Regions from separate parts of the Homo sapiens genome. Here region 1 is linked to region 2. The links are chromatin contacts, found by Hi-C or POLR2A ChIA-PET in ENCODE. All regions are on one chromosome and are shown on one strand. Each heading gives the region's core, a stretch centred on a gene start or an enhancer-like site at or near the end of the contact. The rest is flanking DNA. Distances are from core to core; before and after follow the strand shown.

Region 1 (7,822 bases), core at 5,076-7,575, 1.1 Mb before region 2:
AGTCAAAGACCACACTTTTAAAATTCCAGCTACAAATCAGCAGTTGGGAAGAGAAAGTATAACCATTTAATCAATTTCAAAAAGCTGATATTCTAGTACAGTAATTCTATACACTGGAGTAGAGGGTATATTTTGTCTTCCAGGAACATTTGGCAGGATTTGGAGACATTTTGGTTGTCACATCTGAGATAATATCATTGGCATCTACTGAGCAGATGCTAAGCATCCTACGATGCACAGGACAGCCCCCCACAACAAAGGATTATCCTCCAAAATGTTAACAGTGTCACTGAGAAACTCTATTCATGAGGATATTCTGCTCTCCCAACAATGGCCCCCCACCCCGCCCATCAGCCCCAATCCATTGGAAATCAGTGCTACACAGTTTAGGTCACAATGCAGAGACTTATGCGAGATCCCCTGAAAAACTTTTGAGACCCCAGAAATCTTTTTTAAAATGGTGAATTTCATTAAAGAGATAGAAAAGGAGAAGATTAGAACTGACAATAAAGGAAAGTAAGTATGGGCAACAAGGGTGAACCAAAAAAGGGATCAAAGGAGGCTGAGGCGCTGAGTGACAGCAGCGGGAAATCAATGCTGCCCCTCAGTGGACGCAGCCCATTTGTAAAGAGATGATAAACCCATGAAAAATAACAGGCACAAAAAATGAAAAAAAAAAAAAAGGAAAAATGAATAAAGGAACTGTGTAGAAATAGCTTTAGGATTCATCAAGTGTAGATCTGGATGAAAAAAGGACATTAGAGATTCTTCTACAAAAGGATGCTTAAATAAAAATTCTCCAGCAAAGACGACAGGACTTCTAGAAGGAGATCAATAATTATATCAGAAAGGAAAAAAATTTTAAGTATTTACAACCCTCTACTCCTAATCACCCCCAAGATAGGTGGGTCCAGAAAAATGCACCTTGGTTTTACTGAGGAGAGATCATGAGAGGGAAGGGAAAGTGGAGAAGCAATTTCAGTTTCATAGCAAAGAATTCTTTTTTTTTTTTTTTTTTTTTTTTTTTTTTTTTGGAGACAGGGTCTCCCTCTGTCACCCAGGCTGGAGTGCAGTGCAGTGATGCAATCTCGGCTCACTGGAGCCTCAGCCTCCCAGGTTCCAGTGATTCTCCCATCCCAGCCTCCAGAGTAGCTGGGATTACAGGAACGCGCCACCACACCCAGCTAATTTTTGTATTTTTAGAGACAGGGTTTCACCATGTTGGCCAGGCTGGTCTCAAACTCCTGGTCTCAAGCAATCTGCCTGCCTCGGCCTCCCCAAATGTTGGGATTACAGGTGTGAGCCACTGTGCCCAGTCCATCATCTATTGTCTGTAATAATTTAGAAATCTGGCACCAGGATTATGAAATTCACTATACAGTGTGTGGCATAACACCAAGCTTAAATGGTCACTCAGTGGACTTCACAATAATGGCCACTTTATGCTTCTGGATGCAAAACGTTGGGAGAGTTTGAAGTGGATATGAATTTGAGAATGCGTTTTCTTGTAGGAAAAGTAATGGAAACATAAGCATCTTTTTCTAATCACAGGAAAGGTTAAGGCTTTGGTGAAAGCAAGCATAACTGAGTTTAAAAACAGTCTAGAATAAGAAAAGGGTAATAGAAGAGGAAGGAAGGCAGAAGTGGACCATGCAGAATAAACAATCAAGCCTAGCTTTTTTAAAAACCTGAGGTCTTACTAAAGAGAAAGGAGGAAAAACGGAAGATTTCAACATAAGAGTGTTAAAGGTGGAAAAGAGCCAGAAAGGACTGTGGGCTTAAAAAAAAAAAATCAGTGAAGCAGTAGTGGTGTATGTTGGCAAAGAGAAGTGTAGAGTTGAGAGGAGGGAGAGAATTTATAGTAGAGGAAGTCGGTGTGAAGTTTTCCTCTCAAGATGCCCAGCAGAGCAAAGAAGGAATGAAGGCAAAGGCCACTGGGAATAGAGTAGGGCTGGGGCTAAAACAGCACGGGAGAGTGCAACAGGGCCCAAAGTAAGACATTTTCTTTTCTTTTCTTTTTTTTTTCATTAATTGACCCAGATTTGCTTGTTTGGGACCAAAGGCAATGCAGAGTTTAGGGATCTTTATAATTTATAAAGTAATCACCTTTGGCCCAACATAACACAGATCATAAGGATCATGGCAGAATTCGTCTCTGAGACAAGTACAAAATACCATTTTAGAGTTGATTTTAGAAGAGAAGTCAGACTAATAAATTGCTGTGTTGTAGAAATACTATGGTGAATTAAACAGCTTTAACTTTTTCTATCAGCCACAGGATAAATACAGAAACTGTATAATTACATACACATCCACAGAAGATAGTAGCCTCATATGCTAAAATTGTGAGTTGTTTGTCTGTATACTGTAGTCCAAAGCTCCCATTCCAAGAAATGTTTTATTTGGTTCAAAATATAAAGGGCAGGTTAGAGGGCTACACAGAAAAAAGGCTAAAAATAAAGACAGTAAAATGAGGGAGAGGAAAAGTGGAAGTGCAGCACTACTGATCCAGAAAAACTGAGGCATCAGCCACAAAGAATTCAATCAAGTCAGTGAGGGGCAAATGGCACAAAAGCCAAACAAGAAAAAGGCTGAATACCATATTACCAATCTGAGAGCCTCACTTTTGGTTTTAAGTCAAATATTGAATTAGATTGTGCAACTTTTCTATTTTTATTTTTTTATTTTTAAAAATCCACCAAAATTACTTAAATCATTTGACAGAGTCATACAATTTTAAATGACTATAAAAATGTGCAGATCAGTGCCAAATTTTTTGGCAAAGGCTGAATGGCAGACAGTAATCCAAGACGCAGACAACCTTGCTTTTAAGCCATCCGTTACACAGAGACCAGCAGGCTCCCTTCTACCTGTGAGACCAAATAATCCCAAAATGTAACCAAATAATCATAACTCCCCCTACTCCTAAAACCTACCCTTCACCCTTCACTGTCTACGTCAGCCTCTGGACAGACCTGATGCCTGGGGTTTGGCCATTTCCGCCTTCCCACCCTGTGTTGGTCTCCCTCCTCCCTCCTCAGGTCCCTCAGTTCTCCCAGGCCTAACTTGGCGTGCTTCCTTCCTCTCTCACCCCAATCAATCCGGCTCTCCTTCCCTTTCTGGGTTACGCCACCTGCCCGACTCCCGGTTTCCCCCTCGGGGGCCCCTCCTTGCCCTGGGGTCTGCTCTCGGCCCGCCAAGTTCTCCCAGGGGATCCCTCCCCACCTGCCTCCATACAGTCAGACTGTGTTCAGTGTCCGTTTCGCGCCCGTAGCGACACCACGACAGAAGCCCACTAAGTGACCCTCTGCTCCCAGAAACCCTCCTGGCTCCTCCAGACCCTCCGGGGCTCTGGCCCGCAGCTCCCCTCTCCCTCCGGCGGCGGGGGTCGGCTGTGACTCACCAGAGGGCCAGCGGCCGGGGTTGGGGTGGGGGGGCCGGAATGCTCTCACTTCCTCTCCGCGCACCTGCCCCGAGGCTGGAGCGCCGCCCGGCCGGGCCTCCGGCGGATGTTTTCCTTGTTCCCAAGCGTGTAGTGCGCGCCAGCCGCCCCCTCCGGGACCTGCGCGCCAGCCACCGCGCCCCCAGGACCCAGCGGGCCTGGTCCTCACCACTCACCCCCTCCCCAGCAGGCACGCATGCGGGCTCGACCCACACCTCTGCACCGCCCCCCAACTTCTGGGAGAGGACTCCTGGCTCAGCCCAGCCTCTAGCTTTCCAGAAGCCCCTATATGCCTACCTCATCTTCGTTATAGGCGATGAACCTTCACTTCTGTCCCCGTTTCCGCACACGCACCAATCCCCACTGGCGATCCCTTCCCCTTCGGCATCACCCCCACCTTCATGCGCCCCAGCTCCCCACTCACATCCGCCCCCTATTGGGCTGGCTCTAGCTTGCAAGAGCAGAAGGTGGCCCAGGGCCCAGCCTTCCAGGATGTCCCCTGGACCCCCTCTCTGGGAAAGGCGGCAGAGCTACTGGCCACTGACAAGACCTTTGGGCCCTCGTGCTAGACAGGCCTTCGAATCCACCTGCTCCAGCCCAGAGAGCAGGCCCAGGCCGTGCCTCCCACACCGCAGCCGACCTCAGAGCACCCTGCCTCAACTGTGAGTTTTTTCTTGGCAATCCTCTGAAACGGAAAGGGTATCAGTCCTGACTAGGGCGAACGTGAGGTCCATTCTGCATCTCCATCCACCTTAGCTGTCTCCTTGGAAAAGGACAGCAAGGGAGTTTGAGGTGCACTGACACAGTCATTTCTGAACAGTGAAGAGATGACAGGTAGGGTGGTCCCCCTTGAAAAGTCAGCCAGAAGTAGCTGTATCTGATGCACTAGGTGGCAGGGAGTGAGTCTTGGAGTAAATGGGACTGAAAACGTAGAAAAACCAAATAAATGCCAAAGAGACTATCCCTATGGAGAATACCTAGAACATGGGTCTTTGAAGTGTGGAAAAATGAAAGAAATCCAATTTGACCAGGGCCTTTAGTGCCAAAGAGATGGCTAGCAGGAGAGTGGTGAGAAAGGAGAACTGGAGAGTTCACATGAGCGGAAATAGGAAGAAATGGATCCAAATCCAAGTGAGAAAAAGCAGGAGACTTAAAGTTAGCCTGGCAGGATGATGAGAAAAGGACATCTTGTCCTAGGGTAGAGGCGAGGGTGCAGATCTGGGGGAAGAAGGCTTATTGGGAACAGTTTCTCAAACTAGACATTCAGAAGTCAATACAAGGGCCAAAACCAAAATGTTCCTGGAGGTACCTGTTTTTGAAAGAGGTGGGAAAGGTGACATGGATTAGGGGTCTCCATCCCCCAGGCCACAGGCCAGTACCAGTCTGTGGCCTGTTAGGAAGCGGGAGCACAAAGCAGGAGGTGGGCGGCAGGCGAGTGAGCATTACCGCCTGAGCTCCTCCTCCTGGCAGATCAGCAGAGGCATTAGATTCTCACAGGAGTGCAAACCCCACTGTGAACTCCGCATGCAAGGGATCTAGATTGCACACTCCTTATGAGAATCTAATGCCTGATGATCTGAGATGAAACAGTTTCATCCCAAAATCATCTCCCCGCTGCTATCCCCCTCCATCCACTGGTGGAAAAATTGTTTTCCACAAAACCGGTCCCTGGTACCAAAAAGGTTGGGGACTGCTGACAAGGAGTATGAGTGTGAAAGGTGCAGAGGTCTATGCCAGGAGACAGCCATCCCCAATAGAAGCCCTCAGCTATGCACAAACTGCTTAATGTCATTCAAAGAAAATAATGTCGCCCATTTTGCCTCAGAGCTTTAGCCCCAATCACAGCAACTGCTATTTCCTGACGCTTACGCACCAGAGATGGTGATAAGAGCACTGCACGCATTATCTCAGTAATCCTCATAACAGCCCAATGAGTTGGCATTACTATCCCCAATTTATAGATGAGGAAACAGGCTCAGAGAGGTGAAGTAATCTGACCAGGTTACATAGCTAAGTGGAGTCAGGATCTGAATCCAAGAAGACTGTCTCTACAGCCCATGCTCTCAATAATCCATCCTGGGCTCCTCCAGAACCTGTGGGAAACTCAGAGGATGCCAAATGATAAATTCCTAAAAACCTCACTCCATTATATATGGGAGGAAAGAGAGGACACCTCTGTGAACCTGGAGTGATTCATCCCATCAGGGCACTTAGAGATGCTCCTCTTTGAAAGGGGAAAGAACCATCCCCAGATGTGGGGTGATCCCACATCTGCTGTATGTTTGAAGGTGATAAGCAATGGACAGTTCACCTCTGGAATGCCTGAGGAAAAGAGACCCTCCCCACCATCTCTGAGGGGCAGCCCTATTTCTTGGATACATTAGGGAAACCCTGCCCTAGGATCTGAGGGAAACACAGTCTCCACTCCAGGTGCCTGCTCACTCTCCTGGAGCTTCTGGCCGTCGCACCCTATTGCAGCTCCTGGGTTTGGCTGGGGCACAGGATTAACCATCCCCAGGAAATGCCTCCCTCCGGTCCAGGCAGGGATCCCAGCATACACACCCCTGGTGGTGGCAGTGGGGGAGAAAGGGGGAAGGTGGAATGCTTCCTTCTCTCCAGGTCAGGGAAGAGATCTGGGGACCACCTGGGGGCCCTCGCCCCTCCTGCCTCCTTGCTGGGGAAGTGCCCAGTCCAGTGCCCCCTCCATGGCCACCTCCCTCCCTCTAGCTGTGCCGGGGCATGAATCAGCTCTCACAGCTTGTTAAAGCTAGACCTCTTGTTTTCATGCCCTCACCTCAGGAAACAGAGTTACAACTTTTCCAGCTCTACTCAGCAGGGGGCCAGGGTCCTCACTTTATAAACATCCCCAGCCTGTGAGAGCAGAGGGCAGGGAGATAGTGTGAGACAGGAGCCCAGGGGAGAAAGACAGAAACTAAGACTCAAGGAGCAACGCAAAGCAAAGTCAAGGAGTCAAGACCAGAGTAGCTGAGCAGAGGCCAAGAAGGGTCTGAGAGGGCTGTGCAGCAGCAATGGCCCTAAGGATGCTCTGGGCTGGACAGGCCAAGGGGATCCTAGGAGGCTGGGGGATCATCTGCTTGGTGATGTCTCTACTCCTCCAGCACCCAGGAGTCTACAGCAAGTGCTACTTCCAAGCTCAAGGTAAAGTGGGGTGAAGCGTTAGGAATGGAGGAGCAGCAGAGAGGGCACAGGGAGGATGGGGCCTTACAGATGATCCCGTGTCAAAATACCCAGGCTTCCTCCAGCTGTGAAACAGGAAAGACAAACTAAATACGGGGATAGTGCGTACTTACTGTCTCCACCCCAGACCAGAAGAGCCTCTGCCTCTCATCAGCACTCCTACACCTACTAACATTTCCCGTTCTTCCCTAGCCCCCTGTCACTATGAGGGGAAATATTTTACCCTGGGTGAGTCTTGGCTCCGCAAGGACTGTTTCCATTGCACCTGTCTGCATCCTGTTGGCGTGGGCTGCTGTGACACGTGAGTGACCAAAGATGGCCAGAGAGAATGACTCTGATATGAGTGACTGAGGGATGACCAGGGAGTGACTAGATTGCTGTGATGTAAGAATGAACAGAAGAGCAATACAAGATGGGCCAAACCTGAAGGGACCAACACTAGTGTGAAAGATAAGGCTTCAGGCTATAAATCAGGGGAGGTTGGGGTGGACCTGGAGAGAAAATACTCCTGTTATAAAACAAAAAGGCCCACATATGGTAGGTGACAGCTTAGTTAGGAGGACCAAGGGGCCACTGAAAGGGGCTCTGTGGGGGGAAAACTGTGAGAGAGGGAACATGTGGGCAGGGATAAAGGCAGCCTTTCACTGTGCTGACTCCTTCCCCTATCCTTGGTTCCCCAGGTCCCAGCATCCCATCGACTTCCCGGCTGGGTGTGAGGTACGTCAGGAGGCAGGAACCTGCCAGTTCTCCTTGGTGCAAAAATCTGACCCTCGGCTGCCCTGCAAAGGGGGAGGGCCTGACCCAGAATGGGGCTCAGCCAACACCCCTGTTCCTGGGGCTCCTGCTCCCCACTCCAGCTAAACTCAACTGATCATCCATCTGCTGACTGCTCACTGCTGCTGCCACTTCCAGGGAAACCACTAGCAGCTGCCAATGTATTCTGAACAAATAAATTAATGCTATAGCTGAAAGCCCGACTCTCACTGTCCACGACATTGGACCCCAGGTGGAAAAAGTGGGTCCCATTAGAGTCCAGGTGCTGAGTTCTCAGTATCCGGAAGGAACTAGCACCAGGGTGGGCCAGTTTCAGATGGTTATGGTGCTGGTGCTGGGGCCTGGGGCAGCATATGAGGCCAGGGTGGGGCTAGTAGGCAGCACCTTGATGGGCAGGTCCCAGCTGAA
Region 2 (7,168 bases), core at 1-2,500:
ACTGAGGCCCATGCATCAACAACAGCCCGGATCTCAGGGACCGACATGAGTGGCAGCGTTACATCCGACCAGGGGTGGAAGCACATGACCTTACTGGGTGGTGACGGGAGAAAAGATAACCGAGAGGTAGGGCTTGGCTGTGCTACGGGCAGGGCCGAACCCCAATGCTGAGTCTCCAACTCTGGTTTGAAAGTTGTAAGAGGGGAAATCCATAGTTACCAGACTCCTCGAGCAGACTTTGCTTGGAAAAGGGGATGATCACTGGGTCCTGAGGTAAAGGAGTATCACTCTCTGCAGCAGAAGTCCCTCAAGAGGTCTAGCCACCCTCCTCCCCAGCAGCAGTTGGAGCCAGGTTACCTGGACTGGGGGCATCAGGCTGCAGAGCTGGGAAGTCGTTGTCAAACAGGAAGGTGCTATCGTACTGGGGATTCACCTACCGACAAGGATAGGCTAGAAGCACTCACTGCCCCATACCACCAGTTACCTGGTGGGCTTCAAAGACTGGACAGGCTACAAGGGAGTAGGGAAGGCCCACCCTAGGGGACCAAAAAGCTTGGTGGGATATGACCCAGAAGGAGGTTCACTATCCCTGTGGGTGGAGGACAGTTCTAAGAGGGAACTACTCCCCGTGGCCCAGCCTGCAGATGCAGGGCTCTACAGGCTTACCTCTCCGTTGGCTCGGATGGCCCCAGGACACAGAGGGTTGAGAGGGTCATGGCGGGGCACTGTCTTCAGAAGCTGGGGCTCCACTTGACCCTGCCAGGGCCGCTTCATGCGGTGAGCTGACACCAGCACCCACTCATCCTGCAGCGGGTTGTAGCGGATATGCTGATGGTCTGGGGGCAGACAGTCAAGATCAGTCCTCAGAGCTCTCTAGCTCCCTCTCTCCTGGGTCTCACCCACCAGCAGGCCCAAGCTCGGGAGCGCCCTCTCGGCCCTGTCCCGCTCAGGAGCTAGAGGCCCAGGATTGGACTTTCCCAGCGCCAATTGGCCTGCTGCTCGTACAGGCCTGCAGACTGTACGCCTTGTCGGTCTGGCTCGGGATGAGCGTTCCAACCTTCGGAGGGGACGAAAGCTTCCTAAGGAAGGGGAGGGCTCGGCTCCGCGCCCCAGCGAGTCCCTGCCGCGGTGCAGTTACCGTTTGCCCGGAAGGTTGCTGCTGCGGCGTCCGCCTCTGACGCCTGCTGGCGTTGCTGAGGATCGGTTCCACTGCGCGACATGAGGCCACCGGGGGATCCGCTGGAAAATCTGCAGGGCCGTGCCTCACCTTTCACTTTCTCCGTCCACACCACCCCTCCCCGCGCCGCCCCCGATGATTGGCCAGCCGCCAGCACGTGACTGACTGACTGGGCTGCCCTGCCACCTGGGGGCGGGGCTCAGAACAGCTGTGAACCCTGGGGGCCGACATTGATGATCCTACTTCACCCAGAGCTAGAGCCACTACACTGGAAGAACCTCTGTGAAAGCTGCCTACTGCAGAATCCTTGGGCTCCAGGATGCCTACAGGACTTGCTTGCTGCAATCATTCATTTGATCTTTCATTCAGCAAATATTTACCAAGCATCTAGCATGTGCTAGGCACCTAGGCTGTGTAAAGCATTGGGATGCACATGTCAGGCATGGCCTCTGCCCTGCCTGAGCTTACATTCTAGGGCGAGTAAGGATATGACCCTGGATCAACAGCGCCTCAGTCACCTGCTCAGTGGCTGTAGCGCAGGAGAGGCAAACTTGGTGGGGTCTGTGTGGAGTACTTCACCATAACCATATCCTATCCCCAAAAGCAAAAACAGATTTGGGAAAAAGGGCTAAGTAACCATATTCTCTTTTTCTCTCACTCTTGCTCTCCTTCCTCTCTCTCTCTCTCTCTTTTTCATACACACACCAAGACAGCACAAGAAGTGGGAGGGGTAAAAGGGCTATAAAAAAAAATCTAAAAATGGCCGGGCTCGGTGGCTCACGCCTGTAATCCCAACACTTTGGGAGACCAAGGCAGGCGGATCACAAGGTCAAGAAATTGAGACCATCCTGGCCAACATGGTGAAACCCCGTCTCTAGTAAAAAAAAAAAAAAAAAAAATTAGCTGGTCTTGGTGGCGTGCACCTGTAGTCCCACCTACTCGGGAGGCTGAGGCAGGAGAATCACTTGAACCCAGGAGGCAGAGGTTGCAGTGAGCCGAGATTGTGCCCATGCACTCTAGCCTGGCGACAGAGCAGACTCCGTCACAAAAAAAAAAAAAAAAGTACAAGAAAGTCTAAAAATGTGGAGAGTACAGGACTATCAGAAGCTCCAGCCACCATCTAGGTGGGGCCTAGTGTTTCCTTTACACATCCCCTTCCCTTTTCTAAATTTTCCTTGGATGGGACCAATTGGCTAACACTAGGATAAAATTCAAATTAATTCCTCCCCTGGTACTTTTGTTTGTTTGTTTGTTTGAGAGAGAGTCTCACTCTGCCACCCAGGCTGGAGTGCAGTGGCGTGATCTTGGCTCACTGCAACCTCCACCTCCCAGGTTCAAGCGATTCTCCTGCCTCAGCCTCCAAGTAGCTGGAATTAGAGCTGTGTGCCACCACACTGGGCTAATTTATGTATTTTTAGTAGAGACGGGGTTTCACATGTTGGCCAGGCTGGTCTTGAACTCCTGACTTCAAGTGATCCTCCTGCCTCAGCCTCCCAAACAGCTGGCCCCCAGTACTTTTAAAGAGCCATCTAAATATTGTCTAAACCTCTTCCCCATTTCACATTGGAGCCCAGAGGACTCAAGGTCACCCAGAGAATTAGTGGCCAAGCTGAGATTTGAATGCAAGTTTCCAAGGCTTTTCCCAGTGCTGTGAGATGCCTCTGAGGCTTCAGTGGAATGCAGGACAGAGACCCAGTGAGTTAGAAGTTGAGCCATAGCAGGGACATCCCTTCCCCCAATCAAGACCAAGCCAAGCCAGGTGTTTTGCAATTGAGCTGCAAAAACTAGGTCATGGGTCATTTACTTGATCTCTGCCCTAGGGTCCTCAGACTGGAATAGGAAGAGGCTACCTTCAGAGGTAGGGGGCAGGGAGCTGAGGACTGAGAAACAGGGGTTTTACCTGTCCCACTGGCTGTTCATATTACCCAAAGAGGTGAGACAGGAACAGGAGATCTGCTTTTCCATTCTCTCATTTATATTTGTTTGAGTGACTAGAGCTTGTAGACAGCTCCATTTTCCCAAGAACACCAGTGCTTCAGTGCCGCCCCCTGAATCATGCTAATTAAATCCTGACCCCCATCAGGAACATCTCTTCAGGAACATCTCCATAATTCTCCTCTATGACTCCCCAAGGTCATTTTTTGGAGGAAGAGGAGAATGACTAAGATGGGCCTAACCAGCTCCCTCCCTGCCAGATCCCAGAGGTGTTGTTACAGTAAAGAGATCCCAATCCAGACCCCAAGAGAGGATTCTTGGATCTCACACAAGAAAGAATTCAAGGTGAGTCCATAGTGTGAAGTGAAAGCAAGTTTATCAGGAAAGTGAAGGAATAAAAAAATGGCCACTCCATAGACAGAGCACCCCTGAGGGCTGCTGGTTATCCATTTATATATATATATATATATATATATATATATATATATATATATATATATATATATATATAATTTTTTTTTTTTAAGACGGAGTTTCACTCTGTTGCCCAGGCTGGAGTGCAGTGGCTTGATCTCGGCTCACCGCAACCTCTGCCTCCCAGGTTCAAGTGATTCTCCTGCCTCAGCCTCCCGAGTAGCTGGAATTACAGGCACCCACCATCATGACTAGCTAATTTTTGTATTTTTTAGAGACAGAGTTTCACCATGTTGGCCAGGCTGGTCTTGAACGCCTGACCTCAGGTAATCTGTCCATCTCGGCCTTCCCAAAGTGCTGGGATTACAGACATAAGTCACCACACCTGGAAAGGCCTGGAAAAGCTTTCTGAAAGACCAGATAGGGGAGGTGTAGGCCCAGATGATCCCAGAAAGCTGTTCCTGGAATGGGGAGCAGAGACCAAATTTGGGGGCTAATCCCTGCTGCCCAGGGTTCTTAGTGAATTGTCGAGTCGGGAATGCCACAGAAGCCAGAACCAATACAAAAACATGTTCCCTCAATCCTGTATTCTCCTCTAGATAATCCTTTCTTTATCCTTAATTTCTCTGCCAAGTTTCTTTTTTTTTTTTTTTTTTTTTTTTTTTAGATGGAGTCTCGCTCTGTCGCCCAGGCTGGAGTACAGTGGTGCAATCTAGGCTCACTGCAACATCCGCCTCCTGATTCAAGTGATTCTCCTGCCTCAGCCTCCCCTGTAGCTGGGATTACAGGCGTGCACCACCACACCCAGCTAATTTTTGTATTTGTAGTAGAGACAGGGTTTCACCACGTTGGCCAGGCTGGTCCCAAATTCCTGACCTCAGGTGATCCGCCTGCCTCTGCCTCCCAAAGTATTGGGATTACAGGCGTGAGCCACCGTGCCCGGCCTGCCAAGTTTCTTAAAAACAGAGGCCATCTTTCTGGTCTCTACTCTTAGCTGCATGGTATATTGTAACACATCTTTTGCCCTATATTTGTCAGGGTAAGTAATCTTAATTGCTGTAACAAACACTCCCAAAACTCAATGGCTTAGCACTACAGTCAATTCTGGGGGTAACAGGGAGCTCTGTTCCAAGCAGTATTTAGGGATCCAGGTGCCATCCATCTAGTAGCTATGCCATGTCCTAGGGTCTCAGAATACTCCACTAGAGATCCTCTATAACTACAGTAATAGACATGGGAAGAAAGAAAATGTAAAGAACTTCAAGCTGGGCATAGTACTATGTGCCTGTAGTCCCCCAGCTCTTGGGAAGCCAGGGTGGGAGATCACTTGAGCCCAAGAGTTTGATACCAGTCTGGGAGTGACATAGCACAATCCTGTCTCTTAAAAAGAGAAAGAGAAAAAAAAAAAAAAGAATTTCAGAGGAGACTTTAGGAGCCAGCCCTAGAAATGTCATACATCATTTCTATCTATATTTCATTGGCCAGAATGCAATCACATGATCCAGAGTAGACTGTGGAATGTAATCTAGCTGTCCAAGAGCAAAAGGAAATGGATTTGTGAATGTATAGCATTGTCTCTGCCACATGCCCCTACTGAGAAGTCTAATGATCATTTCCCATCATCTCATTGAATCTCACCATTATATTTCACTGTGTTAACCCTTCATTCCATCACTCTTTTTTTAATTTTTTTAGATGGAGTTTCGCTCTCATTGCCCAAACTGGAGTGCAATGGCGTGCTCTCAGCTCACCATAACCTCCGCCTCCCAGGTTCAAGCGATTCTCCTGCCTCAGCCTCCCGAGTAGCTGGGATTACAGGTATGCGCCACCACGCCTGGCTAATTTTGTATTTTTAGAAGAGATGGGGTTTCTCCATGTTGGTCAGGCTGGATCTTGAACTGGCAACCTCAGGTGATTCCCCTACCTCGGCCTCCCAAAGTGCTGGGATTACAGGTGTGAGCCACCGTGCCTGGCCCATTCCATCACTCTTGAGAAAGAAAAGAAACTTTTTATCTGAGAAATGCCAGCCTCTTTTAATTATCAGGCCCAGAGAGGCATTAAAATGTGACAGCATGGGCCTGGCGCGGTGGCTCACGCCTGTAATCCCAGCAATTTGGGAGGCCAAGGTGGGCGAATCACGAGGTCAGGAGTTCGAGACCAGCCTGGCCAACATGGTGAAACCCTGTCTCTACTAAAAATACAAAAAATTAGTTGGGCATGGTGGCGGGCGCCTGTAATCCCAGCTACTCAGGAGGCTGAGGCAGGAGAATTGCTTGAACCTGGGAGGCAGAGGTTGCAGTGAGCCAGGATCATGCCACTGCACTCCAGCCCCGGCGACAGTGCAAGAGACTCCGTCTCAAAATAATAATAATAATAATAATAATAATTTTAAAAAGAAAAAAAAAGGCCGGGTGCAGTGGCTCACACTTGTAATCCCAGCACACTGGGAAACCAAGGCGGGCGGGATCACTTGAGGTCAGGAGTTTGAGACCAGCCTGGCCATTATGGTGAAACCCTGTCACTACTAAAAATACAAAAAGCTGAGCATAGTGGCAGGTGCCTGTAATTCCAGCTACTTGGGTGGCGGAGGCAGGAGAATCGCTTCAACCCGGGAGGCGGAGGTTGCAGTGAGCCGAGATTGCGCCACTGCACTCCAGCCTGGGCGACAGAGTATGACTCAGTCTCAAAAAAAAAAAAAAAAAAAAGTGACAGCATGTAACAGCAGTCATATCTCACCTTCCCCCACCCCCATGGAGCCAAATAATTACCCCTTGAAGCCACTTGCTATGTGGGCTCTAAATTGATACCACATAGCCATAAAATGCCATAGTCTAGACACCATAACTCATACCCTATAGTTCAACAAGGTATAGCCAATCACTAATCAATGTTGTTTCTGTAAGCCAATGAGAATTCCTGTTAAACAATTTTGTGTCAGCCCACTCCTTGTCCTCTTTTGCCTTTAAAAACTTGCTTGTGGCTGGGCATGATGGTTCATACCTGTAATTCCAGCACTTTGGGAGGCCAAGGCAGGATGATCCCTTGAGCCCAAGAGGTCAAGGCTGCAATGAGCTGTGATCGTGCCACTGAACTCCAGCCTAGGTAACAGAGCAAGATCCGGTCTCAAAAAATAAAAATAGGCCGGGCGCGGTGGCTCACGCCTATAATCCCAGCACTTTGGGAGGCCGAGGCGGGCAAATCACGAGGTCAGAGTTCAAGACCAGCCTGGCCAACATGGTGAAACCCCATCTCTACTAAAAATACAAAAAAATTAGCTGGATGTGGTGGCAGGTGCCTGTAGTCCCAGCTACTCGGGAGGCTGAGGCAGGAGAATTTCTTGAACTGGGAGGCAGAGGTTGCAGTGAGCCGAGATTGCGCCACTGCACTCCAGCCTGGGCGACAGTGGAGACACCATCTCAAAAAAAATAAAATTAAATTAAGTTAAAATAAAGTGGCCAGGTGCAGTGGCTCACACATGTAATCCCACACTTTGGGAGGCCGAGGAGTGTGGATCACCTGAGGTCAGGAGTTAGAGACCAGCCTGGCCAACATGGCAAAAACCTGTCTCCACTAAAACTACAAAAATTAGCCAGGCATGGTGGTGCACACCTGTGGTCCCAGCTACTCGGGAGGCTGAGGGAG

The links. Hi-C counts contacts between places; a loop is a spot of excess contacts on that map. ChIA-PET counts read pairs that join two places held with the same protein, here RNA polymerase II (POLR2A). Pooled maps may share reads with other maps.
Region 1: a loop to region 2 is called in a pooled map, with 2.1 times the contacts of the local background. The contact joins the promoter of MSMP here to the promoter of GALT in region 2. A Hi-C loop is called at or near these places in 4 of 50 pooled maps. POLR2A ChIA-PET finds 5 or more read pairs at or near these places in 2 of 52 experiments (GM12878 and activated CD8-positive, alpha-beta memory T cell).

What each region holds. Positions count from the first base shown.
Region 1 is chr9:35,752,779-35,760,600 of GRCh38, reverse strand. It overlaps MSMP (microseminoprotein, prostate associated), which reads left to right and starts at 6,325. Exons shown (of 3, transcript NM_001044264.3): 1 at 6,325-6,601; 2 at 6,833-6,941; 3 at 7,321-7,611. The coding sequence starts at 6,472. The coding sequence ends at 7,501. It overlaps RGP1 (RGP1 partner of RAB6A GEF complex), which reads right to left. Exons shown (of 9, transcript NM_001080496.3): 9 at 2,016-7,822. The coding sequence ends at 7,727. RefSeq lists a silencer at 3,285-3,604 and an enhancer at 6,512-7,711.
Region 2 is chr9:34,640,757-34,647,924 of GRCh38, reverse strand. It overlaps GALT (galactose-1-phosphate uridylyltransferase), which reads right to left and starts at 1,250. Exons shown (of 11, transcript NM_000155.4): 1 at 1,139-1,250; 2 at 667-836; 3 at 358-433; 4 at 220-268; 5 at 1-93. The coding sequence starts at 1,220. RefSeq lists enhancers at 646-825, 1,396-1,505, 2,719-3,013 and a silencer at 2,719-3,013.